Regions from separate parts of the Homo sapiens genome. Here all the other regions are linked to region 1. The links are chromatin contacts, found by Hi-C or POLR2A ChIA-PET in ENCODE. All regions are on one chromosome and are shown on one strand. Each heading gives the region's core, a stretch centred on a gene start or an enhancer-like site at or near the end of the contact. The rest is flanking DNA. Distances are from core to core; before and after follow the strand shown. Region 1 overlaps RNF4 (ring finger protein 4). Region 2 holds the start of HTT (huntingtin). Region 3 has its middle 27 kb from the start of HTT.

Region 1 (5,065 bases), core at 1,778-4,277:
CCAAAGTGCTGGGATTACAGGCATGAGCCACCACGTCTGTCCTCCCACCCAGCTTTAAGAAAGGATGCATACCTCCCCGCCTCATTCACAGTACAGCCCCTGCCCTGGGAATACAGCAATGAGCAAACACAGCCTCTGTGCAGAATCTAGGGCGGGGAGAAGGGTGAGGAGGGTGCTGGCAGGCAGCTATAACGAAGTTAGGAACTAAGTGTGCAAGAAGTACAGGAGGAGAAAGGGAGGCCAGAGTAGGTTTTTCAGGAGATGCCCAAAGGGACCGCCGTCCCAGCTGAGCTGAGCATTTTCTTCAGCACTTGGTCGTCTGGTTCTGAGAAAATGGCATACTGTATCTCACTCCCTGAGCGCCTCATTCTCTAGCTTGACCTCAATGGTTTAGAGGGGAAATCCCCTTCACTGTTTCACTCTAATAAAGGGTGACTTGCATCTCCTTAGGCTGGCCCATACTATGGGACTACGGGTGCTCTCAACAGAATGCACAAATGGGGCAGGCACAGTGGCTCATGCCCTATAACCCCAGCACTTTGGGAAGTTGAAGAGGGAGGATCTCTTGAGCCCAGGAATTGGAAACTAGCTTGGTTAACATGGTGAGATCCTGTCTCTATAAAAAAATTAAAATAATGAGGCTGGGCAGTGGCTCATGCCTGTAATCCCAGCACTCTGGGAGGCTGAGGCAGGCAGATCACTTGAGATCAGGAGTTCAAGACCAGCTTGGCCAACATGGCGAAACCCCGTCTCTACTAAAAATATAAAAATTAGCCGGGTGTGGTGGTGTGCGCCTATAATCCCAGCTACGTAGGAGGCTAAGGCACAAGAATCACTTGAACCCGGGAGGCGGAGGTTGCAATGAGCCAAGATGGCACCACTGCACTCCAGCCTGGCCAACAGAGAGAGACTCTGTCTCAAAAAATAAAAATAAAAACACATTAAAAAAATAGCCAGATGTGACGGTGCACACTTGTAGTCCCAGCTACTCCAGGGGCTGAGACAGGAGGATCACCTGAGCCCAGGAGGTCAAGACTGCAGTGAGCCATGACTGCACCATTGCACTCCAGCCCGGAGCACAAATGCTTCTCAAAGCAACACCTCACCTGGTAAGTGTTCAACTTTAAACAGACATTCAGGGAAGAGGCTCTGGCTAGGAAAAGACTTGTCTAGTTGGTTTCAACAGAGGTGGGAGGTGCCTCGACATCACCTTAGGACTCACAAGATCATTCAGACCACACGACAGTCCCAGATCCACCACATGTCCTGGGTTCTCATATCCACGAATGTTTCTGATCTCAAGAAATATCTTACATTTGGGTGCACATCTATCATATAGGGGCTTGTTCTCCCCGCCACATCAATAGCGTGTCTTAGAATTTAGAAAAGAGAAGCTACTGACAAAGGAAGACAGAGAAATCAGCCTGCAGAGCAAAGGGAAACACCTGATGTCCACACCCAGGCTGTTCCTAAGCCTCTCTCCTCCCACTTCACTGATATTGAGGCTTCCAAATACGGCTGCTGAAGATGTGCCTTGTGGCTGTCCTGGCCTGCACACCCCTCACCACTCTGAAACCAGCCTCCTGCATCCCTGCAGGCCCAGCTAGACCATTACTACTTCCCTGGGAAGCTTTCTGGAGCCCCCTCATTCTCCATGCCCTGGCCCATACAGCAATTCACCCCAAATCTGGTTTTTCTCTCTCTTTTGGGTTTAGTAAGGGTCAGGAGTCAGAGTTCAAAGGAATTTGGAAGGCTGGTCTTGGGGATAAGCCACCAAGAGGCTGGATTTCACCAGGGCACTGAGGTGAGACAGGAGCATTTCCAGCAGAGCATCCCAGCGTGGTGGGGACGTAGAAATGCAGAGTGAATGGAGACCTTAGCGGTCATGGGAAAGTAGCCCTCACCAACTACAAAGGGTTCTGGATCATGCAGGTGAGAGTCCAATGGAATAAGAAAACTAACAACAGCTGAGAGGTGCCTTCTCTGCATCTGCACAAGGCACTGCGCTTCCTAAATATTAATATCACCACATGTGCTCCTCACATCACCCAGTAAGGAAATAAGCACTGTTATGTTCCCCATTTTACCCATGAAGCAGCTAAGGATTAAAGTTAAGGAACTTCCCCAAAGTCATCCACACCTAGTAAACAGAGCCTAGACTTAAACCAGGGCAGTCTGATACCAAGACCCACACCCTCAAATAGGTATGTTAGTGCCAGAATCAAATACATCAATTCCAGAAACTAGCGGGAACACTGACGGTGATTTTTCAGATTTCTCAAATTTAGTGTGTTCCAAAAGGAACCCTTGCCTCCTCCTTCCGCCAACATATACTCCATTTCAAGAAAGGGCCCCACCATCCTCCAGTCTCTCGTCCAGTATGCTCTCACTTAGGTAAGCGCTACGAGGACAAGGCTCTATTTACTTTCTACCTAGCTAAGACCTTACACAAAGCAGATGCTCATATTTATTGAAGGAATAAATGAGGGTAAGAGTGGGGTGTTGATGGCGCCCCTGCCACTGAGAAAAGAGGAGCTGGGGTAGAGAAGTGGTCATTCCTAACTGGGGATGGTCAGGAGAGCCGGATGCTAGGTATTCCTAAAGCTTCCAAGGTGAAAGGAGAAACAACTCACGCCAAGGTATCTAGCTTCTTACTCTGCAAGAATGAGGCCATAAAACCCAATGAGGGAAGGGAGAACAGAAACAGGTGCTGAGTGTAGTTTTAGAAAAGCAGGGTGTGAGACACCCAGGGAGAAAGGGCCCAAGGTAGCTGGAAACTCAAGAGTGAGAACTCGGATGGACGTAGAGATTTCAGAATGTGTGAAAACTTGGGGAGGCAGGTAGATAGAATCTGTAAAAGAGAATTTAAAAGAAACAAAGCTAGGAGAACCTGGAGCCGTCACTCAGACAAAACCTCCTTCTTCAAGGAGGAGGAAGCAGTGAACAGCTGCAATGCACAGGCTGGGGAACTGAAAGGCGGCCAGTGAGCTCAAACACGGAAGTGGGACGCTGGTGACCTAAGCAAGTGGAAGCAGCAGCAAAGGAGTCGCAGTCCCAGCCCAAACGCGCTGAGGATCAAGCCGGGCTGTCTAGAGGAAGCAGTGCTGAATGGGGCCTCAAGTGACAGGAGGAGTTAATTAAGAAACAATGTATGTGGGTGGGGTGGGCGGAAGGGAGCAGGGATGTCCCACACGAGCACTGTGTGGAGGACAACAAAGGTGCCGAGGGTTCCTAACAAGCCTCACTGACTACACCCTCAGGACAGGGCCATCGAGGGTTTTGGGACAGAGATGACATGTTGAGATCTGCATTTAGAGACCATGTCACCTGTGTCTGGTGAGAACAGATGGGAGACTGAACAAGTCAGACTGTAGACCAAGGAGGAGACTCAGGGTAGCCCAGGTGAGAAGAAAGCCATGAGGCTCGGGGTAGTGGCAGAGTATAGGACAGAGAGGTGACTGACGGGATGGAAGCTGGAAGGGCTTTGGGGCTTTCTTCATTCTTATAGATTTATTATTTAAGGTCTAAGTAATTATTCTGTTTTTCTTAGAGGTCCCCCCCAATAAAGCTATTATAAGCACTTCAGATATTGACCCCCCCCACTCTAGCAGGAGTGTGACATATAATTATGTGTATTCATGGTATATATGTATACGATGTGCAGATGCTCCTTGACGTACAATGGGGCTAACTCCCAATAAATCATAAGTTGAAAAATTCTAAATGAAACACTGTAAGTCAGGGACTGTCCGTGTATGCATATGTGCATGTGTCTCTATCATACATAAAGGAGTCTGCTAATGGATAGAGACATACAGGCGGGCAGGAAACAGGAAGAGTGTTAGACTGGAACCAAATTCTATGACCCTATCTCATACCACTGTATTCCTATGAGCAAAGAGTCAGCTGAAAAGGGGCAGTGGGGAGCACAGCAGAACCAGAATGATATCGTAACTCTGCAGCCAGTCCACAGGGAGATGCTCTAACGAGAAGCTCTTCTGTTTAGCCTAGGCCTACACCAGGTACACAGAACCCTCAAACCCCACCTGGGAGGCAGAGTCTGATACAATTACCCACTGAAAATAAGAGACCTGGGTCAGGCATGGTGGCTCACACCTGTAATCCCAGCACTTTGGGAGGCCGAGGCGGGGGGGGATCACCTGAGGCCAGGAGTTCGAGACCAGCCTGAACAATATGGTGAAACCCACCCCCTACTAAAAATACAACAATTAGCTGGGTGTGGTGGTGGGCGCCTGTAATCCCAGCTACTCGGGAACCTGAGGCAGGAGAATCGCTCGAACCCAAGAGGTGGAGGTGAGCCGAGATCGCACCATTGCACTCCAGCCTGCGCAACAAGTGAAACTCAGTCTCAAAATAAATAAATAAATAAAAATCAATAAAAACAAATAATTTTTTTTTGAGACACAGTCTTGTTCTGTCACCCAGGCTGGAGTGCAGTGGTGTGATCTTGGCTGACTGCAGCCTCCACCTCCCAGGTTCAAGCAATTCTTGTGCCTCAGCCTCCCAACTAGCTGGGATTACAGGAACCCACCACCATGCCCGGCTAATTTTTGTATTTTTAGTAGAGATGGGGCTTTGCCATGTTGGCCAGGCTGGTCTCCAACTCCTGACCTCAAGTGATCTGCCCACCTTGACTTCCCAAAGTGCTGGGATTATAGGTGTGAGCCACCGCACCTGTTCACAAACACCTCTTAAACAGAACTTTGATACCCTCAGTCATATCAATAACCACACCTTAATACTCAGAAGAAATATGAGCCTCTTGCTCATTATACAAATGAGGGTATGTGGTTAAGCGGTCAGCAATGATGTGGCTGGCCAATAAGCCCTACAGCCTTGGACAAATACTTGCCTTCTGTGCCTCAGTGTCCACATCTTTAATTGAGTAGAACACCTCACCTCTGTGGAACCAGTGACCGCTGAATGAAACACCCAGTATGGTTCCTAGCACCCAGAAGGCAGCTCTATCAACTAATTTGCTAACTATTCACAGGTGCCTAGTCTGGGTAAGGCACTGCTCCAGGGGCTAGGAATGGGATGGGAA
Region 2 (5,065 bases), core at 1,720-4,219, 590 kb before region 1:
TCAGGAGTTCAAGACCAGCCTGGCCAACATGGTGAAACCCCATCTCTACTAAAAATACAAAAATTAGCTGGACATGGTGGTGGGCGCCTGTAATCCCAGCTACTCAGAAGGCTGAGGCAGGAGAAGCATTTGAACCTGGGAGGCAGAGACTGCAGTGAGCCGAGATTGTATCACTGCACTCCAGCCTGGGTGACAATGTGAGACTACATCTCAAAAAATATATAGATATATATTATTCTAAACTACTTTTGTTTTTAGAGCATTTTAAATCTATCTTACAATATGAACAGGTTATATCTGGCAGGATACATGAGGAACTGAAATAGTGCTTGTTCTTGGGGACAAAGTTAGGTACTCAGAGGAAAGGGGTGGAAGGAAGATATTTTAATTATTGCCCTTTTGTAATTACAGAATTTGTATCATGTCAATGTATTACTTATGCAAAAATAATACATTAAAAAAAATTTTTTTTGAGATAGAGTCTCGCTCTGTCACCCAGGCTGGAGTGCAGTGGCGTGATCTCAACTCACTGCAGACTCTGCCTCCCGGGTTCAAGCGATTTTCCTGCCTCAGCCTCCCAGGTAGCTTGGATTACAGGCACGTGCCACCATGACCAGCTAATTTTTGTATTTTTAGTAGAGACAGGGTTTCACCATGTTAGCCAGGCTGGTCTCAAACTCCTGACCTCAGGTGATTCGTCCACCTAGGCCTCCCAAAGTGCTCGGATTAAAGGTGTAAGCCACCTTGCCAGTCCTGATTAAATTTTTTAAATAAGGTAATCATATATTACCTTAAAGTAATGAAACAAAATCTATCTCCTTTGTCAAGGCAGCAAAGGAAATTTCTTGATACCCATATTTTGAAGATAAGCAAATGCAGGTTCTGTCAAATCAGCATAAGAAAGAGAAGGCATATTTTTAGAATGATCAAGTGTCTGAAGCAGCCCAGCAGAAAGGTCTTCCTTCCCATCAGGAGCCCTGTTTAGTGTTTACACAAGATACATGCAATGTGTGAACTTTTATGACACCTACCTCCTAGAAAAGCACTACAGTAAATTTCTGGATGAGAAATTACTTACTGAAGAGATAAGCCAAATTGTTTTAAAATTTCTCCAAATATCCAAAAAGTTTTTCCATCCTTTAGAATAATTTATTCCTAAATTTTATTCCAACAAATAAGCTAACACTGCTCTCCGAATCATTTTCTAATTAAACTTTGAAGACGAGACAAGGATCATAACAGAAACAAAGAACAAGAAATATTACTAAAAATTAATCAGTCTTAACAGAGATATTCTTACCAAATGCCATCTGGGACACATCCAGATCGGAAATAGAATACTGAGAGGTAAGAGAAAGGCCTGAACTGCACCAGAGTACTTCCTAACTCCTACTGTACACTCGACACACAGACTTCCAGGGAAAGTCCTGGGGTTCCGCTAGATGTTTTAATGGTCTCTCTTTTCCTGTTTCAAAAATTCTCCCCAAGAACAAGCAACAGAAACCCCTAGCTTCCAAAAAGTAACAAGCTGTCAGCAATGAAGCAAACAGAAACCCTTTCACTGGCACATCTGAGATGCCCACGGAGTCTGCGGACCCCCCGTATTCTGGCAAGCCTGACTGGAATACTGGTAAAATGTACACCTCATTCATCCCTCGGCAATTAACCTCCCCATCAGCAACGTGTTGGTTTTATTCCCAACACACATAGGCAAAAAACTTCAATCAACTCTTCCTAATATTTAAGATAATTTCATTAATCACCACGTAAGTTCACCACTTTACTTGGCAACCACAACTCATTCAAACGCCTGCAGACCAACTTAGGCTTAGATGAGCAGATCTCTTAGGTGGTGCTTAAAATCGTGTTACTACCACCGTGATCATGAACTAAATGAAATGTCCTGACAATGTAGGAAGAGCCTCAAATCTCAGGCTGTTTTAAGTGCCACTAGGAAAAGAAATCTCCCATTGGACGCGCCCTCACTCCCCGCCCCCCCCCTGCCCCGCCACTCCCGCCGAGGCGTCCTAAAAGCATTATGTCATCCACTGCCCCCACATCTCTCCAGCTCCAAACCCCGCCTCCTCTCGAAGTGTCCCGCGCCCCCAGCCCTCTTCCCTCTCAGACTAGAAGAGGGAAGTGGCACTGAGCAAATCTCGGCTCCTCCAAGTTCTCTTCACAACGCAGTTAAAAGAACCCCCGCCCTGGTTTCTCGCAAATAAAAAGAAACAAGTTCTCGCCCCAACTCTTCGCATCCTGCGAAGGGCGAGAGGGCTGAGGCCGTGACTCCCCTCGGTGAATTCAGGACAGGCCCCAACAAGGCTCTGCCTCCCCTCGCGAGAGGACAAGGGAAGACCCAAGTGAGGGAGCGGGGCTGAAGTGGGGGAAGGCCTCGCCCCAGGAGGGGGCGGGTGTCCCTCATGGGCTCTGGGTTGCTGGGTCACTCTGTCTCTGCGGGGCCGGGGGTTCGTGTCGCCGGCCCGCAGGCTGCAGGGTTACCGCCATCCCCGCCGTAGCCTGGGACCCGCCGGGACAGGGAGCTGCAGCGGGCCCAAACTCACGGTCGGTGCAGCGGCTCCTCAGCCACAGCCGGGCCGGGTGGCGGCGGGGGCGGCGGCGGGGGCGGCTGCGGCTGAGGCAGCAGCGGCTGTGCCTGCGGCGGCGGCTGAGGAAGCTGAGGAGGCGGCGGCGGCGGCGGCGGCGGTGGCGGCTGTTGCTGCTGCTGCTGCTGCTGCTGCTGCTGCTGCTGCTGCTGCTGCTGCTGCTGCTGCTGGAAGGACTTGAGGGACTCGAAGGCCTTCATCAGCTTTTCCAGGGTCGCCATGGCGGTCTCCCGCCCGGCACGGCAGTCCCCGGAGGCCTCGGGCCGACTCGCGGCGCCGCTCAGCACCGGGGCAATGAATGGGGCTCTGGGCCGCAGGTAAAAGCAGAACCTGAGCGGCCGTCCATCTTGGACCCGTCCCGGCAGCCCCCACGGCGCCTTGCGTCCCAGACGCTGCGCCGGCGGAGGCGGGGCCGCGCCGGCGGAGGCGGGGCCACGCCGGCCAGCATGATTGACAGCCCTAGCCTGCGGACTCTGCCAATGGCTGGCCAGGGAACCAGCCCGCCCCTGCCCCCGCAGGTTCTGCCTCACACAGCAAGGCCGCTGACAGCGCAGCGCCCCACCCGGGCGAAGGCGCGGGGCTCAACGGAGAGGGGACGGGGCGTGGTGAGACTGTAATGGGGTGAGGCGAAGCTGTGTGTGAAGTGTCGCGGCGAGGCGGGACGAGGAAGGGACGGGGCGGGACTGCATGGTAAGGGAGGCGTGGCGATGCGGGGGGCGTGGCGATGCGGGGGGCGTGGTGAGGTAGGGGCGTGGCGAGGCCGGGGCGGGGCACAGCAGGGAGGCCGCCTGAGGGGCGGGGCGAGACGGGGGCGGGGCGGGGCGATGCTGGGGACGGGGACATTAGGCAGGCCGGCTGAGGGGCGGGGCGGCTGAGGGGCGGAGCGGGATAGGGGAGGGGACTGGCCGGTGAGGGGTGGGGAGGCTGGGGGCGGGGCAGGAAGGTGAGAGGTGGGGCGAGGGAGGGGTGGGGCGCGGAGGGGCAGGGCCATGGAGGGGCTCGCCCATGAAGGACGGGGCCATGGACGGGGCGGGGCCGTGGAGGGGGCGCCGAGCGCGGGCGCAGGCCCATGCGGAAAGGATCCCCCGCCGACGCCTGGAGCGGGGCGACAGCCGGCCGTGGACTCTGAGCCGAGGTGGCCTTGGGGTTTGCCCTCCCGCCACACTGGCCCGTGGCCAGAGCCATACTCACCCGGACAGCCCTGCGGGGAGCCAGCTGCGGGGCTCTCTGCACGGGGAGAGGGTGGGCGAGCTCCTGCGCAGAGCGCAGAGAATGCGCGTGGTCGGCACGACCTGAGGACCCCAAGTGTGACCCCCACCCCACCCCCAGTGAGCTGGAGAGGCCCCTGCAGGGCGGTGTCCACAGGCCTGGCGCCCCCCATCGGTCCCAGCGCAGCGCCCCGGAAGGGAGGAGAGGGTCTGGGGCAGGCCTGGGTGGTCAGCGCCTGCTGCCCACAGAGGCACTGTGATTAGTGCAGCGAGAAGCAGCTATGGCCACAAGATGCCGCCCACAGGAATGAGTCCCGACCTGGGGGCGTTTCTTTATGGGAGTGCACCCCTGCTCTGACCTTCCGGCAGGACCCCCAAGGGGCGTCATTCAGCAGCAGCTCAGCAGAGGTCTGTGGGGCACCCCCTCACGCCTGGGACACAGGCCGTGGCGGGCAGGGTCCTGGTCTCCAGAGCCTCCTGCCTTTTGGGTGGTAGAGGGGCAAACGGAGAGGGCAGCTGTCCAGCCTGCCCAGCAGGGAGTAAGGTTGGCCTCAGAGACAACCGCCCAGCCGGGGGGTGATGCAGGCAGAGAGGAGCCCAGTAAAGCCTACTTTAGCCAGGCCACACCTGCAACCCAGAGTCCCCTGCTCTGTGGCCACAAACAGCACCTCCGCCTTGTCTCAGAGCCTGTCCTAAAGGGAAACCCAGCATTGTCCCCAGTGGGGTAGCAGTAGCCTCCCTTTTCTTGAGAAGGACAGCAGAGAAACAGCTGTTAGTTCCCAGTTCTTGGGAGGCTGATGTGGGAGGATCACCTGAACCCAGGAATTTGAGGCTGCAAGTGAGCTAGGATTGCACCACTGCACTCCAGCTTGGGTGATAGAGCGACACTGTCTCTAAAAAAATTAAGTTCCAGCGAGGTGCGGTGGCTCACGCCTGTAATCCCAGCACTTTGGGAGGCCAAGGCAGGCAGATCACCAGAGGTCAGGAGTTCGAGACCAGCCTGGCCAACATGGCGAAACCCTGTCTCTACTAAAAATACAAAAATTAGCCGGGTGTAGTGGTGCATGCCTGTAGTCCCAGCTATTCCGGAGGCTGAGGCAGAATTGCTTGAACCTGGGAGGTGGAGGTTGCAGTGAGCCAAGATCATGCCATTGCACTCCAGCCTGGGTGACAAGAGTGAGACTCTGTCTCAAAAATAAATAAATAAATAAAGTTCCCAGTTCTCTGCTGTTAATAAGGGCCTTTGTCCACTGT
Region 3 (5,065 bases), core at 1,508-4,007, 560 kb before region 1:
AATTAATTGAATACCAAGAAAAGAGTTTGCCAGATTTTCATCTTAAATCAGCTGACACTGAAATAGTTCAGATATACAATTTGAATGAAATCCATGGTCTAAGTCAAATTACCTGTGATAACCCATCAGTTATCCGTGCAATGCACCTAATTTGGAGAAGCAACTGGGATTCAAGAGGACTGAAGTCTAATGTTAATTAAGTATGGACTCACGGAGAACCAGGACGGCCACCTTGTCCTTCCTGAGTCCTTAAAGCTTTTGTTATTAAAAGTTCTGCATTTCGTGACTCATCATGGAAAAGATAAAGTAATCCAAATTAAATACATTGGTGTGTGGGAGGCAGAGGTTGGAGTGAGCCGAGATTGCACCGCTGCACTCCAGCCTGGGTGACAGAGATTCCATCTCAAAAAAAAAAAAGTGTATATGTGTGTGTGTGTGTGTGTGTGTGTGTGTGTGTGTGTGTGTGATAACTTACAAATTGCTAAAATAGTTTATAACCCTGGGCTATTTACATATTTTATAAAGGGATTTTATTCAATCGTCATTTTCAATGCATGTTTTCCGGGTTGTATAAAAGCTCTCGCATGTTAAGAGGGCTGATGTTTTAACAGTAGGTTATTATGCTACAGTATATTTTTCTATGGTTCACTGAGGTCAAACCCTTTGCATTCTAGAACCCGAAGACTGGATCTTCTGAGAACATCAGAGAAAGACTGTCCTTGCCATCCGCACTGCAACAAAACTTAGGGATCTTGAAACTTGGGTTCATAATCTCACAACTGAGAAGGGTCCATCCACACTCCTGGAACTGTACACCCATTGGAACCTTTAAGGTAAAGCCAAGGAAGTCTCTCCCCAGAAGATGGCATCCTTGATGTGAACGGCTTTTGCTAAGATCGTGGATCAAGACTTCTACTGTCATGAGACTCTCTTTTTTTTTTCTTTTTTGGAGATGGAGTCTTGCTCTGTCACCCAGGCTGGAGTGCGGTGGTGCAGTCTCAGCTCACTGCAACCTCTGCCTCCTGGGTTCAAGCGATTCTCATACCTCAGCCTTCCGAGTAGCTGGTATTACAGGTGCCTGCCACCACACCAAGCTAATTTTTGTATTTTTAGTAGAGATGGGTTTTTGCCAAGTTGGCCAGGCTGGTTTTGAACTTCTAACCTCAGGTGATCCGCCCACCTCGGCCTCCCAAAGTGCTGGGATTACAGGCATGCACCACCACGCCTGGCCATGAGACTCTTATCTTTGAGTATCTGTTCCTTGCTTATGCCTCTATGAATAATAGAAATGAAAAGACGATCTGTTGTGTGCACTTATGGGGTATACTTTCATTTGTGAAGGATTTTGCAGCCAGCCTTATACACGGATAACTTTATACTTTGATAGATAAAAGATGAAGGTCCAGTGTAGGTGAGAAACTTTAATGAGACATATGTTGCCTGTAATCAGTCAGAAACAGAATATCGGTTCACTCCTCTTAACCCACACTATGGGTTAAAGAGGGCATTGCCAGGAGGGCTTTACTCTTCCAGAAGGGCATCACTTTTCCATGGTTTAGAGTAAAAGAGGCCATAACCAGAAATGTATCCCTCATGATAGGCTGTATAGCAGACTCTACTGTAAAGGCTATAGTTACACAACAGACTTTCAATTCCCTTGTGAAAGGTATGCTAAATAATAGAATTGACTAAACAGAAAAGTAGTACCTGTGCAGCTGCTGGCACCTGTGGCCTAGGGAGAAATACATCAGGTATTATAGAGATTCAGTTGTGGGAGATTAATGAAAAGGCCACTTAGTTGAGTGAGTAGCCTCTTATCTAGCTCATTGTCTGATCTATTTGATTTGGGGTGGTTTGGTGTATAGGGACCCTGGGTAAGGAGCATACTGCAAACTCTTGGTATTATCCTCCCAGTAATCATAATAATAGTCTCCCTGGTGCGCTGCATTCTCTCAAAGGTTTTAAATGTCTGCATGCAGCCATCTCTAGAACAACAAATGGTCTCTCTTCAACTGGAATGGCAGAAGCTGAAAGAAATGTGTGACCATGAGGACACCGTAACCTATGAATGACGTGCTGAGACCAGAAACCCAAAACGATGGTAACTGAGAGTGGTGCTAAGGCCCTAAGTTTTGGTCACACTCTCGCCTGTAGGGTCCAGCCCTACTGGGCCTGTGGGTTTTTCTCCTCACCTGCGGAGATGAGAGATCACAGAAATAAGGACACAAGACAAAGAGATAGAAGAAAAGACAGCTGGGCCCAGGGGACCACTACCACCTAGACACGGAGACTGGTAGTGGCCCCGAATGCCTGGCTGCCCTGTTACTTATTGGATACAAGACAAGGGGGCAGGGTAAGGAGTGTGAGTCATCTCCAATGATAGGTCAGGTCACGCAAGTCACGTGTCCACCGGACAGGGTGCCCTTCCCTGTTTGGTAGCCGAGGCGGAGAGAGAGAGGAGACAGCCTACGTCATTATTTCTTCTATGCATTTCAAAGACTTTAGCACTTTCACTAATTCTGCTACTGCTATCTAGAAGATGGAGCCAGGTGTACAGAGCGGAACATGAAAGTGAAACAGGAGCGTGACCGCTGAAGCACAGCATCACAGGGAGATGGTCAGGCCTCCGGATGGCTGTGGGCGGGCCTGACTGATGTCAGGCCTTCCACAAGAGATGGTGGAGCAGAGTCTTCTCTAACCCCTCCGCCCCTCTCCCCTGGCCAAAGGGAGACTCCCTTCCCTGGTCGGCTAAGTAACAGGTGCCTTCCCAGGCACTGTCATTACCACTAGACCAGGGAGCCCTCTAGTGGCCCTGTCTGAGCGTGACAGAGGGCTCACACTCGTCTTCTGGTCACTTCTCACCCTGTCCCTTCAGCTCCTATCTCTGTATGGCCTGGTTTTTCCTAGGTTATAATTGTAGAACAAAGATTATTATAATATTGGAATAGAGTAATGCCACAAACTAATGATTGATAATAGTCATATCTAATCATATCTATAATCTATTTCTAGTATAACTATTCTTTTTGTTTTGTTTTGTTTTGTTTTTGTTTTTGTTTTTTGAGACAGAGTCTCGCTCTGTCACCCAGGCTGGAGGGCAGTGGCGCAATCTCGGCTCACTGCAAGCTCCGCCTCCCGGGTTCATGCCATTCTCCTGCCTCAGCCTCCCGAGTAGCTGGGACTACAGGTGCACGCCACCACGCCCGGCTAATTTTTTGTATTTTTAGTAGAGACGGGGTTTCACCGTGTTAGCCAGGATGGTCTCGATCTCCTGACCTCATGATCTGCCCACCTCGGCCTCCCAAAGTGCTGGGATTATAGGCGTAAGCCACTGCGCCCGGCCTAGTATAACTATTCTTATTCTATATATATATTTTTTATTATACTGGAACAGCTTGTGCCCTCGGGGTCTTGCCTTGGCAGCTGGGTGGCTTGCCGCCCACACTCACCTAAGTGAGAACCTGGACAGAAAGGGGAATTTATTAAAATAAAATTATGGGAGGCCATTGTTTTGGACTGAGCTCATGCACTATGTCCCAACAGACTAAGCCAAACAAAAATGGAGTCACTCATGCTAAATGTGACATAATCAAACTAAGACTTTAAGGAAACACATAGATCCTAACAGATTCCCCTATAAACAGGACGTTCCAGCATAAGGAGGTACCCTCAGTCCTTGTTCCTACCTTTGCAAAACTCACTGTTCTACTGTTTCTCAGAGGGTTTCAGGACCAAATAAGTACATTTACGATGGTGATAGTGACATCAATGACTAAAGTTTTGGTCAATCTCTCAAAATTGAGAAAATGACCAAAAGGGTGGAATTGTTAAAGCAAACTAAATATGGCCTGAGAAGGACTCCATACTTCTCTATTTGAGTCCTTGTGGACGAACTGCAACCTAACTTAATTGGTAGACAAGACTGAAACCCTGACATCCTCACTTGGGAGTCTGCACCTGTGGCAGTACCTGAGTCTTGGCCAATCCCAGCAGCCGTACTTCACTCGTACACTGCTGAGAGTTCAAACTGTGTCCAAATAAGGCAAATGCCGAGCTGCAACCAACCCAGCTGTTTCTGTACTCACCTCCAATTTCTATATGTCACTTCCCTTTTTTGTCTATAGATTTGTTCTGACCACGAGGTATCCCTGGAGTCCCTCTGAATCTGCTGTGATTCTGGGGGCTGCCCAATTCGTGAATCGTTCATTGCTCAATTAAACTCATTTAAATTTAATTTGGCTGAAGTTTTTCATTTAACAGAGGTATATAATATGTATTCTTTAAAATGTTCAAACACTGTTTTGAGTGCATATTGTGCTTTTTTGTTAAAAAAAAAATTATGATGTGATGTTTACTGCTCCCTTGAGGTACATAAGAAAATCCTAAAACCCCTGCCAACTGAGCGGACCGCTTCTTGGTCGAGGAGACCTCAGAGAAACCTTAAAAACTGAGTTCCTGGCCGTGACAGGACAGGTCAGACTCGCCTCAGTGTGCCCCTTCCTTAATACCCTTTCACTGGAATGCCTTCCTAAAGAATAAACAGAAACCAGCTCTAGAAAAAAAGAACAGACATCTCACTCTTCTATTGCCTTTAGCCAATCATCTGAGGCCACGGCCAGGCAATGCTTCCCTTCCTGGTAAGAGACCACAGAGCCTGCAGTGGCCGTGGCCGTCTCCAGAGGCGGTGCAGTGAGGGTTCTCGTGTCCTCTGCTTCACCTTTTGACGTCAGAGGGAGGAAAACCACATCCTCCGATCACGCTAACCCCAACATTTTTTGAACACGTGACCCATGAAGAGGCATGAAGCTAACTGCACACTGGGTGTTGCTCCCCTCACAGATATTCATAACTCCTCCTACAGCGTATTCCATATGTATATTCAGCCACCCTGAGGATCTAGGGGAAAAGCGCAGTGTCCTTTTCCTGTTCTCTCACTCAAGAATCAACACAGAATACTTCTCCCCACCCACAAGCAAGCAATCAGTTCTGCAGCGGACACCAGCTGGGTGTCCTCTCATTCAAGTCTGACGGCATCTACCTGTAGACAGCGCCTGACCACACAGAT

What was found. A loop is a pair of places that touch in the nucleus more often than their neighbours do. ChIA-PET counts read pairs that join two places held with the same protein, here RNA polymerase II (POLR2A). Pooled maps may share reads with other maps.
Region 2: a loop to region 1 is called in a pooled map, with 5 times the contacts of the local background. The contact joins the promoter of HTT here to the enhancer-like site in region 1. A Hi-C loop is called at or near these places in 5 of 37 single-sample maps with no recorded cell type and 4 of 50 pooled maps. POLR2A ChIA-PET finds 5 or more read pairs at or near these places in 1 of 52 experiments (T-cell).
Region 3: a loop to region 1 is called in a pooled map, with 5 times the contacts of the local background. The contact joins two enhancer-like sites. A Hi-C loop is called at or near these places in 7 of 37 single-sample maps with no recorded cell type and 3 of 50 pooled maps.

What each region holds. Positions count from the first base shown.
Region 1 is chr4:2,483,158-2,488,222 of GRCh38, reverse strand. All of the region lies in intron 1 of RNF4 (ring finger protein 4), which reads right to left. Among named protein-coding and RNA genes, the nearest start is that of RNF4, 17 kb to the right of the region's middle. RefSeq lists enhancers at 41-150, 1,654-2,155, 2,659-2,938. Within about 2 kb of position 3,027, at least 24 of the 41 ENCODE cell types and tissues checked have a DNase peak (open chromatin) inside an H3K27ac peak, as active enhancers do.
Region 2 is chr4:3,072,585-3,077,649 of GRCh38, reverse strand. HTT (huntingtin) reads right to left here and starts at 2,969. Exons shown (of 67, transcript NM_001388492.1): 1 at 2,562-2,969. The coding sequence starts at 2,824. It also overlaps HTT-AS. RefSeq lists enhancers at 2,074-2,123, 2,134-2,363 and silencers at 2,524-2,593, 2,704-3,143, 3,294-3,913.
Region 3 is chr4:3,045,308-3,050,372 of GRCh38, reverse strand. It overlaps HTT-AS. Among named protein-coding and RNA genes, the nearest start is that of HTT, 27 kb to the left of the region's middle. RefSeq lists an enhancer at 2,304-2,663. Within about 2 kb of position 2,757, at least 14 of the 41 ENCODE cell types and tissues checked have a DNase peak (open chromatin) inside an H3K27ac peak, as active enhancers do.